Regions from separate parts of the Homo sapiens genome. Here region 1 is linked to region 2. The links are chromatin loops, found by intact Hi-C in ENCODE. Cell type or tissue: ovary. All regions are shown on one strand. Links, peaks and the distances in the headings refer to the core of each region. The heading gives the core; the rest is flanking DNA. Region 1 has its middle 57 kb from the start of CYB5A. Region 2 overlaps CYB5A (cytochrome b5 type A).

Region 1 (7,393 bases), core at 601-5,600, 51 kb before region 2:
AGAGACAGGGTCTTGCTCTATTGCCCAGGCTGGAGTACAGTGGTGCAATCATGGCTCACTGCAGCCTTGAACTCCTGGACTCGAGCAATTCTCCCACCTCAGCCTCCTTTCTGGGACTACAGTCATGCACCACCACATAGGGCTAATTTTTAACTCTTTTGTAGAGATGGGGTCTTGCTCTGTTGCCCAGGCTAGTCTCGAACTCCTGGACTCAAGTGATCCTCCCACCTTGGCCTCCCAAAACGCTGGGATTACAGGTGTGAGCCACCACAACCATCCCAGAGCTGTCATTTTTAATTCTTTGCCTGTCACAAACTCAATACAGGTAAACGTATGTAACATTCCATCCATTGCAAATGTCCCTTCCCCCAGTTAAAGACTGAAAGTCTGAATTCAAGTGACAACTAGTGACCCCAGGGATAGGAGCTACTTAATCCCAACCTACATGCCCACCTGCACAGAGAGAGTGCCTCCCACAGGCCTGGCTTGCTTTTTGCCTGTTAGACACATGGTACATTTCTGGCAATGCTCTGCTCCCAGCTAACTGCTGAGTCACCTGCATGGGACTGCCAAGTAGGTACGGGGTTTTCAATTTAGAAATGGCAGAGCCAGGTGAAGCCACCTCTGGCCCGAACCATGGTGCAAGGTTTAACAATGTGGAGGAATGGGGTCCTGTTCTGGGCATCATTCTGCCAAGTTCTAGCGCTCTTCAACCTGTGGAACAGGCACCCACTCTTGCAATGCTGCTGAGGTTGCCTTTCACTCGCTTCACCTTTATACCTGGTCCCTCTCTGTTTTCCTGGGTTTTTGTTTGTTTGTTTGTTTTTGTTTCTTGTGAGGACAACACTGTAGGGCCAGACAGAACTCAAGGAGCTGGTGGGCTCCAGAGTGCCCTGCCCTTGAGCAGCTCCATCCTGCATCCTCCAGGGCAACCAGGATGTGGGTGCCACTCGGGCCGCACCCTCTGACCCTCTGCAGCGAGCAGATCCAAACTGTCGTCAAGATGCAACTTTGCCAGAACAGAAGCCACAGTCTGGATTTGGGCATGTTTCCTTCTCACTGTTTTGCTTCCCCCACTATGAGTGGTAGAACCCATTTCTGGTACAGCACCTTTCTGCTTTAAACAATTAATTAATTTAAAAATGGGCCCAGGACACATTGCCCCTGAATATCTGGTCCAACATTAGGTTTACTTATTGTTATGGCTTGAACTGTGCCCAACCAATTCATATGTTGAAGTCTTAACCCTTAGTATCTCAGAAGGTGACCTGATTTAGAAATAGGGTCCTCAGCCAGGCACAGGTGCTTATGCCTATAATCCCAGCACTTTGGGAGGCTGAGGTGGAAGGATCACATAAGCCCTGGAGTTCAAGACCAGCCTGGGCAACATCATGAGACCCAATTTCTACAAAAAATACAAAAATTAGCCAGGTGTTAGCTAGGTGTGATGGTGCATGATTGTAATCCCAACTACTTGGGAGGCCAAAGCAGGAGGATCACTTGATGTTGGGAGGTCAAGGCTGCAGTGAGCTGTTATCATGCCACTGCACTCCAGCCTGGGCGACAGACCGAGACCCTGTCAAAAAAAAAAAAAAAAAAGAAAGCAAGAAAGAAGGAAAAAGAAAAAAGAAATAGGGTCCTTGCAGATGTTATTAGTTAAGATGAGGTCATACTGGAGTAGGACAGGCCCTAATTCAATATGGCTGGTGTCCCTATTAAAAAAAGGGGTGACCAGGCGTGGTGGCTCATGCCTGTAATCCCAACATTTTGGGAGGCCGAGGCTGGCAGATCATTTGAGGTAAGGAGTTCCAGACCAGCCTGGCCAACATGGTGAAACCCTGTATCTACTAAAAATACAAAAATTAGCTGGGCATGGTGGTGTGTGCCTGTAATCCCAGCTACTTGGGAGGCTGAGGCAGAAAAACTGCCTGAGCCCGGGAGGCAGAGGTTGCAGTGAGCTGAGATGGCGCCACTGAACTCTGGCCTGGGCGGCAAGAGTGAAACTCTATCTCAAAATAAATAAATAAATAAAAATTAAAAAGGGGCATTTGGACACAGGAACACCCTGTGTAGACGAAGGCAGAGATCAGGGTGCTGCTACAAGCTACAGAACACCACAGATCACCAGCAACCCCCAGACGCTGGGAGTGAGGCCTGGGACGCTACTCCCTTACTGCCCTCAGGAGGAAACAACCCCGACTGTACCTTGATCCCAGCCAGCTCTCTCCAGAATTGTGAGAAAATAAATCTCTGTTGTTTAAGCCACCCAGTTTGTGCTACCTTATTACGGCAGTCCTAACAAACTAATACATTCATTTGAATAGAGCTTTTAATTTAAACATTGACCATGTAATAAACTGTAACAAACTATTAGTATTTAATACATAAAATTCATAATGGGGGTCCTTTCTCGTCACAATGCTTATAGTTTGTATTTAAGAGGAAGAGGAAAGTATTGTCTATCAGAAACGCCACCGCATGACTGCTCATCACAACCTGATTTTTTTCTAGTCATTTCCCTGGCACCCCAAATATGCCCATTCAGTGGGTTTTAAACAGATATAATGGAAAGGCCACCCAGCTGCACTTCTGCTGTAAGAAATAACCCCTCGATTCTGGCCCAATATAAACAGTAGACTACAATAATTGCCATTTAACTCCATGGTGTCCAAATCAATGAATATGATATCAGAAGATTTCTTCTCTTGTCCTCTGCTCCTGGACTTTCCAGAGAAGGTTGACGATGACATGGGTCTGTCTCACATCAGTTCCCCAAATATCTTACTGAATCCATTTGGCATATAGCCTTTGTCGTTTATTAGCTATTTTAGTATTGTATGTTTTATTTTACTGATGACTGGTGGTTGTTAAAGCATTAGTTCTAGGTTGCCATTCCAGCTCGCATGATTTTGAGGAATGGTTTCCAGAAGGGCTTTCTAGCACATTTCCCCCACAGAAAAAGCTTAGTCGATTCTTTCCTGATAGCAACAGATGAAAGCTTTATGTCATAGGAAATCATAGTGATATTCTGGTGGCAACATGTACAAAATTATTATATAAATCTTGCTTATTATATAATCCTTTGGCTATACTTAAGGACAGCTCTTGAGGCAGGCACACTGGGAGCCACGTGGCATTAAACAGATCATCTTTCTTTCACACCCACGCAAGAATCAAAAGCAATGCTAAACAAAGTGTTCATCCAGCCCTTAATCTCCAAGGGGAAGAGGTTACAATAAAAATAATTTCTTCACCTGAGTATCAAACAGTCACAATTCTGGGGAACCCAATTTCCACTTCAGAAAGGCAAATGCTAAGGAATTCTCACCATCTGACTCTCACGGTAAAATCCCGTGCAATTCTTTATGTTTCACACTTGAGAAAAAGAAAGGGCATCAACTTTAACAGCTCCTTGAACTTCGGCCCTTGCAAGGAAAGTGATTGCATAACAGGGTACATATCAACAAGTGAGGCTGTTCTTTATATGTTTTGGCTCAGGAAAGAGCATGTGAACTTTTTTCTGGGGTCAGCATTTGGAACAGACATACCAGTGGGAGGAACAGAGGGTGATAATGTTTAACCAATAAACTGAGCTGAACTCAATCTCCTGCCTTGACAGGGGAACTATGCAAGGTCCTTTGCTTTGAAAGGCTTGGGCTCTGAGCATTCGTCAGCAATGGGTTGAGTCATATCATTGTGTTGAAGTTATTATTCGATGATTGGGAAAATGAGAAATGCTTGGAGGCCTCCACTGACTTTTGACAGACTGAGAAAAGCCAGAGTTTCTTCTTTGAAGGCTTATGAAGCAAGTCCTTCTTCTGCCTGGGGGTTAGTGCCTGTTCCAGCAAGGGCTGGCGAGGGGTACAGGGAGGTAAAGACACAAGCATAGGGGAAGTCATCTGACTGGGGAAGTCACACTGGCTATGCAGTGACACGTCGGAGACTCTCAGTCAATATGAATGAATAAATAGATACATTACACACAGGAAGAGTTTGTATGCAAACTCTGGTATGACTCCTCCAAAAAAAAGCAAAAGCCTATTACCTGATGAGACATGATGTGTTAATACTACTTAATTATGACTTCAAGGCCGGGCGCAGTGGTTCATGCCTGTAAGCCAAGGGAGGCCAAGGCAGATGGATCACTTGAGGTCAGGAGTTCTAGACCAGCCTGGCCAACATGGTGAAACCCTGTCTCGACTAAAAATACAAAACTGAGCTCAGTGTCGTGGCACAGCTACGTAATCCCAGCTACTCAGGAGGCTGAGGTAGGAGAATCTCTTGGACTGGGGAGGCAGAGGTTGCAGTGAGCTGAGATTGTGCCAATGCACTCCAGTCTGAGCGACAGAGTGAGACTCCATCTCAAAAAAAAAAAAAAAAAAAAAAAAAGATATGGCTTCAAGTTCAGGCTGTAGTTGCTTTACAGAAAAAGAAACCTGTTGAACAACATGAGCAGAAAAATCAACTGTTTACATCTTGTGCATTCTAACCTAGAAAACCTCCCTTCAGCCTATGAAATTGGCACTGGTCTGACTTACCTCACCATGTCCAAATCCTTGCTGGCGGTTTCCAAATACTGGCTTGAGGTTTTTAAAAAATTCAAATATCTCTTTGCAACTTGAAGTCCCTTCAATCTATTCTCTAACAAATGTATGGGAAGGCATCAATTTTAGGCCATGCCGATGTTTGAGGTGAGAGAATGTCCACCTTGGATGCAGCTGACAGCTGAGGCTGCTGTCATACCCCACATGAAGTGGGGCTCTGAGGGCTAACCCACTTCCATTTGCTGAACTCAGCTGGATTTTGCTCAGAATTATAGTTTATTCAGGCTGGGGCAGAATCCCCAGGGACTGTCAGGACCAGTTCTGTTGGAAACCTGAGGCCAGTTGGTCTGACCCCTCGGGCAGGGCCATAGGAGCCAGCAGTGGTCTCGGCAGCAGCAAACTTTTACATCTCTGTGCATCACCTGAGCTTTGCAGCAGGAGGAGTGAGGGGCGGCAGCAGCTGCGCAGAGACAGGTTCTGGAGCAACCAGTTCCCGGGACATAGGGATACACACACTCCTTCCTCAGGGACAGGATTCTAAGTTCTGTGTTATATTTGTTAGAAGTCTTTGAGTTGTAGAAAAACCCACCCACCTAAAATTGTCTTAGAAAATCAAGGAAATTTATAAGTTTCAACATTTAAGTTGAAAGAGATTTCCATTCTTGTAGGTCAGCACTTGCCAAATTATCAGCAATATCATATGCTTCCAACCTTCTTATTAGAAGTCCACAATAGGTGTGGCTTCGAGAGAGGCATGATCCGCAGCTCAGCCAGCATGTCCAAGGACTCAGAGTTTCCCAGTCTTTCTAACCCACCTTCCATGTTGACAGGCTCAGCCTCAATCTCTGTGAGTCCCCACCCCAGAAGGACCCAAGATACCTCATGACGTCAACATGGCCATGGCAGCTCCAGACACATGCCTTTACATCCCACCACCAGGGGAGGAAAGCAGTCTCTCCTGAACACACACACAGCAGGGAAGCAGGTCCACGTTCCAAGGAACACTGGTGAAATTCCTTCTGCCTCCTTGGTTCTGATAGAGTGGAATCATTTCCCACTAGGCCAGGGATGGGATGTTCTTTAAGCTCAAGTGAATCCTAACTCAGCCTGGAGTTAGGTGAGGGGTCAATCCCACCTATGTCCCATAGCTGAAAACGAGGGAAGCAGATCTCCCGAGTTAAATCTGGGTGCTGTTACTGGAAGGAGAGTGGATATTCAGTTGTTAAAAAAAAAAAAAGCCTACTGCTCACTCCAAGTACAGAGACAGGTGTCAACTGAACAAGCATTTAAACTTAGTGAGCCCCCCAGGGCTAGATTTCCTCAAGGAGGAATCTTTCAGGGACCAAAGGACCTAACCTCCTGCTGGTCGGGCATGCAGGGCCTCGAGCTGGTCTTTGAATGGAAACTGGATAAGAGTGTTTGTGCCCAAGCTTCAGAGGCCAAGCACATGCCCACACAGTGGTCTCGGAGCCAGCCAGCCTCGCAGTGCTATTCCATATCCTTCCATAGGCCTGGTCACTCCCTATTTTGTTCTTATGGCACTTGTTGCAAACCTCTTCTTTCTCTCCACCACCTCCCTCTCCCTCTCAGTGGGTGGCTTCAGGAATAGGGGACAATAGGCGTGAAATTTAAATTTCCCTTTTTCCTCCCCTTCCCCTACTCCCAATGTCAGGGACATTCTTGCCTCCTTGGTCCTTCTAGGAAGTCTCATTCCGAGACTCCCAGGACCTTGGCTGTCTGTTAGCCCCGTCCCCAACAGCCTCTGCCCATACACAGCTCTTGCAGCATTGAAACACCCATTAGTATCTTCCACCTTTAAAACAAAAATGAAATGAAGAGCCACCACCACCTGCCCATCTCTTTCCCCCGGATCACAGCCAGGGTTCCTGAAATGGCAGTCCCCGCTCTTCTCGTCCACTGCGCACCTCCTGGCCTTCCTCTGCCCTGGGGGCTGCCCTGGATCTGCCCGTGGGTGGTGGCTGCTGTTGCTCCCCCAGAAGACACGTTCCGTCCTAATCTCAGCATAACTGGGTGAGCACAGGGACCTTAGAGACCAACAAGAGGAGCTGACTCTCGCTCCGGCACCCACTTTTCTGGGATCTTGGCTGCTGCATTTTTAAAATGGAGATACTGATCACTTTCTACTCCTCTGTGTGCCATGAGGATGAGATGAGGTCATCCACATCACACCCTCTGAGGTTGCCTGGGCCCTGGTGAGCCCTGCACACATGCTGTCTTGGTGGTCTTGCTCTCCCTGGCCCTGCAGCCCAGGGCACTGCCCAGCACGCTGCTGCCATCTGTGGCTGCGTCTCCCATGGGCTCCCATCCCCGGCTCTCTGATCTCATCCCACATACCCTTCCCAAGGACTGCAGCATCCAGGTGGCCTCAGTGACTTCCATGAGCTGATGACCCTCCAGCCATATCTCCCATCCAGACATCCTCATCCCCTTCCAGAACGTTCTCTCTGGAAGACACAGCACCTTGATCATCATGTATCCCCAGTGCTTTCTACAGAAACTGACATAGGGAAGTGTTTCCCACTCCTGAGTGACTGGATGGATAAGAGATTCGGAATGAAAGCAGAGCGTCACACTATCATATGCTTGAAGTTGTAAGAGGAGTCGATTTTGGCCAAGGAATGTGACTGGAGAAAAGCAGATGGCACAAGACAAGACAGAGGCCTGGGGAGCAGCCCAAGCAGAGGGGTGGAAGGAACAGCCCTCCCACCTCGCAGGCCTCCTGAAAACTCTGGGTGGGGCAGGGCTCCTCCTCCTTCAGGGCAGGGCCCACGATTCTCCGTCCCTCAAAAGCTGCTGGAGATCTCACTGCTGTGGGTCTCCCAGGACAC
Region 2 (7,393 bases), core at 1,421-6,420:
GCTGGGAGAATGGAACTGCCATCTGCTGAGATGGGGACATGCAGAGGGAGCAGGTGTGTTTCCCACGTTAGGGTGAGAAGCCTACTGGACATCTAACTGTGATGTAGCCTCAGGGATACAAGAGCCAGTTCAGGACAGAGGTCTTTCTGGCCAGGATGTGACAATCCAGGATTCATTAGCACATTAAAGCCATGCTACTGTGTGAGCCTGCCAAAGCGGAAAAGCCCAGGCCCCAGGGGGGCCCTCCAATAAGGAGGTCGGACAGAAGAGAAGTGGGAAAAGGAGACAGGAGGTGGAGGGAGGAGGGAACCAGGAGAGGATGGCAACCCAGGAGGGTGAGCATCTATGTCAGAGTCTGCTGAGCCACTGTGTTGGAGAACTGAGAGCTGACACAAGGCACCCTGGGAGACCTTGGCAAGAGAAGCTGTGGTGAACAGGTGTGGTTTAAAAGGGAATGGAGGAGGTGGATTGGAGACCAGGCTTAACAACCCTTTCAGAGGCTTCTACTATTCAGGGGAGCAGAAAAATGAGGAAATCCTGGAGGGGGCAGAAGAGTCAAGGGAGGCTGTGTGTGTGTGTGTGTGTGTGTGTATGTGTGTGTTTCAGGGGAGAAGGGAATATGTGTGTTTTTGCAGGAGAGGAGGGTGTGTGTGTGTGTGTGTGTGTTTTGCAGGAAAGGAGAAAACAGCAGGAACACTGATGAGAATAACCCAGCAGGGTGTGGCCTGGAGGGGCCTGGTTTATACTGGGGAACATCGGGTGGCTTAGGGAATGTCTGTGAGTGGGAAGGGGAACAGGATCTCAGGCACAGGTGGAGGCCCGGGCTCTGGGCAGGAAGAGACTGGAAAATGCAGACCAAAGTGCTCCCCTCACCTTTAATTCTCCTCTTCCCTTCTACTGACTGCCTGGGAGCCTCCCTCGATGCCATTCTTGTGTTCCATGCTCTGAGACTATGTCACAATCCAGACTTTCACAATACAGTCCCACTAGTTTCTAACTGTGCAATCCTCAGGGACAAAATCCCAGGCCAAGGCCTACAGAGTAAGAAGAGATCACACTAGCATGTGCCGTGTGTGGAAAAAGGGGGTAAAATAAGATAGTCACAGAGCAGGGACTTGTGTCTGTTTCTCCACCAGGCTCTCCTCTTCCATCCTGGGAAGTTACTTTCTGGCACCGGACAAGGGCCACAGAGTAAGAAGGGATCACACTAGTATGCACTGTGTATGGAAAAAGGGGGAAAAAAATAAGATAGTCACAGAGCAGGGGCTCGTATCTGTTCCTCCACCAGGCTCTCCTCTTCCATCCCCGGAAGAGTGACTTCCTGGCACCGGACATGGGCCAGGTGCACAGCAGGCGGGCAGGCAGGAGCCCTCATCGCGTGGAAAAAGCAGCATATCACAGCCGGGAGGGTCTAACTGCTAGCAGAGGCACAAAACGGGATGGGACACCATGCTGAGACCTGAACAGGGCCAAGCCTGACACAGGGGAAACCAGGGCAAAGGTTTCAAGGTAAAAACAAGTTTGGCTTGTTTGAGAAACAAAGAGAAAGGGTCAATGTGATCAGGTGTGGGCATTAGCAGGGAGGACACAGTGTTATTTGCTGAGGTGGGGGAGGTAGGTAAGGACCAGATCATTCAGAGCTTTCCAAACCAGGGCAAAGAGATACAATTTTATTCTAAATGCAACAGGAAGCCATTGAAAGGAACTGAACAGAAAAAGGACAATCTGTTTCCAAAAGATCAAGTTTTTTTTGTGTGCTTCTCCTAGAAATCACACTTTTCAATGCCATAAATAGCATTTATTACTCAAGCTGAAAACTCATAAAACCACCACCCATTTGATGGAACCAATGAAATCCTGAGAACTGACTGCCCAGTGGCCACCATGAGAGGTGGCAAAGATACAAGAGAGGCCACACCAGGGCATCTGCTCTCAGCTTGGAGGAGAAAGATATTCTAACCACCCTGCAACCAACCTCGTGGCACATGCAGAGGGGATATGGACCCGGAAGGGGAGGGCGAGAGATGAGCGGGACCCACTGAGGGATTTATCAGAGCAGGAACCTCCTCGGATTTCCATTTAAACAATCCTTCCCAGGGCAGTCATTTAAGATGCCTTTCACCAAACAACACATGCCTCCTCACACATACCCACTACACGTGCAAACAATCTCTTTCCGAACCAAAACCACACCGATGATTCAGCCCCTGCCAGGTGAGAGCAGCATCTGGGTCACAAACAAACTGAGGCCGTGAAGACTCCACCCCGACTCCCTCTATTTAAAAATTCCTCTACAAGAAACAGGAATGGCTGTTTCCTTCACCTCCTAGAAGGCAACATAGTAAACTGACAACAGATGGAAAGAAAGGCATATTTTTGTCCATTAACTTTCCAAGGGTTTTGGCTTTGTTCAGATATTTGCATCACAAATTCCCTTTGCTTTCTCCCTGGTTCCTCCAGAGAACTCTCCAGTGATCAAGGTCTCCAGCAAATGACAGCAACTCTGTATCAGTGGGATGCACTTTTGCTTTTAAAGCTACGCTAGGTTCTCATCAATACTCCTTGGATCTCAAGCCTCAGCAACAGACTCAGCACTGAAGACACTGGGTCGCAGCGCCCGCAGCCTGGACTGAAGCCCTGGCTTTGCTCCTTATCGTCTGTGGGACTTGCTGAGCAAGCTGCAAAATCTCCCTAAGACATACCGTCTTACCTTTAAAAGGGAGGACACAATCACCACTGACCCCATAGGGTTGTTTTGAAGATTAAAAGCACAGGCCGGGCGCAGTGGCTCACACCTGTAATCTTAGCACTTTGGGAGGCCGAGGCGAGTGGATCACTTGAGGTCAGGGGTTTGAGACCAACCTGACCAACATGGTGAAACCTCATCTCTAATGAAAATACAAAATTAGTCAGCCTGGTGGTGCATGCCTGTAATCCCAGCTACTTGGGAGGCTGAGGCAAGAGAATCGCTTGAACTTGGGAGGTGGAAGGTTGCAGTGAGCCGAGATTGCACCATTGCACTCCAGCCTGGGCAACAACAGTGAAACTCCATCTCCAAAAAAAAAAAAAAAAAAAAGAGAGATTAAAAGCACAAACGCAAAGAAGGTTTTATGTGCAAAAAGCACTTGGCACACTCCCTAGCACATACTGAATGTCCATAAACATTCAGCCAACGTCCACTGCTATCACTTTTCTTATTAGCTCACTAGGGATTGTTGGGGAGGGGAGGATTAAAGAATAGCATTTACTTGGGGACGATTAATGAATGGCATTTACTTAATTAACACTTTCTGAGGAAGACGAGGGAAAGAAGTCTGGATATATTTTGTGACCTGGCTAATTCTGGACACAGCTGCACAAAGCTTAATGAATAGGTCTGCCAAGAACAAACAATAGCAGGCAGTGAAAGAAACAAGCTGCAAACTGACACTCCCCAGGCCCTCAACTACAGAAGAGTTCAAGTGATTCCATTTCAGACAGGCTCCCGTGCCCACCAGCCAGGCAGAGAGGACCCTTAACTGAGCCTAGAGGCTGTTAATCACCCCATCCCTTCCCTTAGGTCCACATCCCTTATCCCTCGCCCCCTCCAGAGCCTCCCCAGCGTCAGTGCTGGTTCAGATGCCATCATTTTGGCATGGGCCTGCTAGAGACAGAATTCTACGGATGTAAGAAAGTAACTTCTTGCCATCATCCACAGAGCCGTCAGCTCTAAGCCAACAGGCAGCACAGGCCAGATTCTATTCAACAGCAAGAACGGAGCTGTCCCCACCCAATCTTCAGCTCACCCTCCCGGTCCCCATGTTGGAACTCAGTAAAAGGCACAGATACCCAGTTACTATATACACTCAAGACTATGTTCCCAAGAAAACTAGGTCCAAGGGTAATAGGAAAGGAAGCACACTTGATTAAAATGTTCTGTTTTTCAGAATTAAGGGCAATGAATTTCAACACCCATACTCTGTTCCTCTATCCCCAAGCCTTGGAAAGCACTGGTCTATGCAATGTAGGCAGCCATGTTCAAAGGAAAATAACAAAGAGCAAGTCCCTACAACAAAACCTGCTAGAAAGGACACTCTTGAGACTCCAGAAATGGCTCTGAGCCTGCTACTCAGTTTCCCATGTAGTCAGCTGCTGCCTCCGGTCACTTTTCTGATGCTTTGAGCCTTCAGACAATGAAATTCTTTCATAGAATAGACAAGGTATTACTTGCCACAGCTTCACTTTTAAGAGAATTTATAAGCTAAAGGGGATAAAAAATTATTCCATACATTTCCCTTTTTAACAGAAGTACACAGCCAAATTCAGGAAGGGAGGTGAATGAGGCGCAACCAAGTTCCTCCACTCCTAAGAACCGAGAAATGCACACACTGGTGTGCCACCCCAGGGTGCTCTGGTAACATCCATCAAAATTTAGAGTGGCTCATGCCTGTAATCCCAGCACTCTGGGAGGCCAAAGGGGGCAGATCACTTGAGCCTAGGAGTTCGAGACCAGCCTGGGCAACAAGAGACTACATTTCTACAAAAAATACAAAAATTAGCTGGGCATGGTGGCTCATGCCTGTGGTCCCAGCTATTCCAGAGGGAGGACTGGTTGAGCCCAGGAGGTCAAGGCTGCAGTGAGCTGAGATCACACCACGGCCTGGGCAACACAGCAAGACCCCATCTCAAAAAAAAAAAAAAAAAAAAAAGTAGAAGTGTACATCCTTTCACCCAAGAATCCCACTTACAAAGATCTACCATAAGGAGGTAATTGCAGGTGGGAACCTAAAAACATGGAAGGAAAGAGGATTCCGTATATTAGGATCCCTCTATACAATAAGGAGGCAGCCTGGGAACAGGAGTTACTGAAATTCAGGACTGGTCCCTCAACACCTAGTTTAGTGGGGAAAAAGGGAGATTACAGAGCAGCATGCAGAGCACATTTCCATGGATGTAAAGCACATCCACGAGCAAGGTGTTGTAGTAGTGAGTGTGCAAACTGCTCAAGCTGGCCACCTTCGGGGAGCAGAGCTCCAGGCAGCTTTGAGTTTCTTCTTTGCAGTTTTCCACACTGTCCACTTCCTTAACATGATCATGTATTATTTTCCCCTTACACAATAAAGTTGTATGTTTAAAAGCTCCTGAAATGGGATGATTTCCAATCTTGCAAAGCACACATTCCTGAACAATTATATTTCATGTGAATATTTGTATTTTGAGTCATTTTGTTTACTAGTTAACACTATAATTCCTGAGATATGTTCCTACTAAATGGACCTTCCACATAAAAACAATTTATTTTAAAATTTTAATTCAATCAAAATATAGTCACTTAAATGCCTTCTCTACATATTTTTTCCAGTGTTCTCACATATATCATTTCTCCCAATGCAGATGGCAGTGACAGAATAGTTCCCACTTCAGAACAAGGAAAGTGACTGAAAGAAATACCTGACTTGCCCAAGGTCACCTCCATGATATGTCTAAGACCAGGTCTAGTTTTCCTAACCCCAGCCCAGTGCTTTCCCATGAATGCCCAGCGGGACAGGGTTGTTCAGACTCCACTCAACTACAAAGGCACTTATCAGCCATCTTCACCAGGAGGACTTTTCAGAATACCAGACATTCACATTCAGTAAAATTGTGCATGTTATTTATTCCTTGATTGACCAAAGCCGGCTTGCATGTGTTTTCCCTTCCTTATTTACAATTTTCATCAACCTTTAAGATAATCAAAAAGCAAAAGTTAATTTGCTGTTTCTTTACTGTTTTCTTTACTGTTTCAAAACAAAGTTGCCTCTTGGAACCTCTTTTCAAAAGTAGCAACAGGTTACCAAAAAATATAGAGATATATATAGAAATATACAAAAGCCTCACGGGTTCACATTCCCCAGGTGGCCTTCTAAGATGTGGTTTTACTACCACTTTACCCAAGATGCCTAAGCCACCAACACTACCAACAATAACTTTATATTTCCCTTCTACAGACTCTGTAATTTCTAAGTTTTATTTACCTAACGGTATATATTAAATAATAATAATGTTCCCATTTTACATGCATCAAAGGCATATTTGCCAACTGCAGCCTTTAGTAGCATGAGATTCAGAATACTATCAAATTTTCTTGCAAAAAGCAAAGGCATTTAGTATTTTAGCCCTAAATATGGTAGCTTTAACAAGGGTAAAGATACGTGTTCTATGTTTTTCAAAATTAAGGGCAATGAATTTCAGCACCCATACTCTCTTCCTCGATTCCCAAGCCTTAGAACCACTGGTCTACGCAACATAGGCAGCCATGTTCAATGGAAAATAACAAAGAGCAAGTCCCTACAATAAAACCTGCTAGAAAGGACACTTTTAAGACTCCAAAAATCAAAGTGAGTCAGGAGCCAATAGCTTCTATGAGGCAGAATGCTGTAAAGAACATTTAAGGCTCAGGTCCAAGACTATCAGAATCCCAGGAACACTAGAAAATGTTCTACAGAAGCAAGTTTCCATTTTTATGATGTAAAGGGAGAGGAGACAACTTCACAAAAAGACATTCTGCTTTATAAAATTTTCCAGGACAGTATCTATTTCACGAATCAAACACCCACTGACTTGAACCAAAAGCAACAGCTAATGGAAGTGTTGTTAATTACAGGATACCTTTCTCTCTCCCCTCCACAGCTCTTTTAAAAACTGAATAGATGCTGCTGCCCAAATCACAGAAAGGGAAATGCAAACATTTCTCCCCCTGGTCCTAAATGCCTAAGTTTTCATTTCAAATAACTGTCCCTTAAAGTTCTATGATCAAGCAAAGACTCAATTTCACAAATATAAACTCAAAAACTAGAACTCAGGATTGAAAAAAAAATCTAGTTCAAAATATGTAGGCAATAAAGCTCAAAATCTTTTAAGTATCAGACAGTAACTAAGCACCTGCTGCTATGTCGACTGCCATTAATAATAAGCCAGTCTTCCCTCTTAGGTTTCTACCCCTCCGCCTAAACAACAAAAACAGCTTTAGTGGCCATTATTTCAGGAGGTCGGAGCACATGCTGCACCTGTGAGCTTCAACCTGTGTTCTTGGCTTGTACCTGCCAGCAGAGCAGGATCCCTCCACCATCTCACCACACACCTTCTCAACATGAACACGGACATGCACATAAATCTAGGACATTCTGAAAGAAGGGGAAATACTCAGCCATGAGAAATCCTGTCCATACGGATGGGGGATCTCACAGTAAACAAAGGTCTAGCCCATAATGACTGAAAGTTCATTTGAGAGTTAGAAGGAGAAGATAAATCTTTCCTATTTAGGTAAATTAGGTGAGATAAAATATTTGTTAGTTAACACACAAAGGCTTCATGAAATTCTGGAGCCTTTCAACAATAGAAGACAGGAAAGAGGATCGGGCAAGCGGGGAAGAGA

The links. A loop is a pair of places that touch in the nucleus more often than their neighbours do. Peaks named below come from ENCODE experiments on the same cell type or tissue, not always from the same donor. Only the 100,000 strongest peaks of a DNase experiment are listed, where the experiment ranks them.
Region 1: a loop joins it to region 2, with 2.8 times the contacts of the local background. A loop is called at or near these places in 10 of 110 quality-filtered maps.

The regions. Positions count from the first base shown.
Region 1 is chr18:74,230,985-74,238,377 of GRCh38, forward strand. No RefSeq gene overlaps it. Among named protein-coding and RNA genes, the nearest start is that of CYB5A, 57 kb to the right of the region's middle. RefSeq lists an enhancer at 6,648-7,147. In ovary, for the core only: no CTCF peak of the experiment used is centred there; a DNase peak (open chromatin) is centred at 3,687; H3K27ac peaks cover 4,071 bases.
Region 2 is chr18:74,281,178-74,288,570 of GRCh38, forward strand. All of the region lies in intron 1 of CYB5A (cytochrome b5 type A), which reads right to left. Among named protein-coding and RNA genes, the nearest start is that of CYB5A, 7.1 kb to the right of the region's middle. RefSeq lists enhancers at 1-429, 4,708-4,877. In ovary, for the core only: no CTCF peak of the experiment used is centred there; a DNase peak (open chromatin) is centred at 3,474; H3K4me3 peaks cover 317 bases; H3K27ac peaks cover 2,538 bases.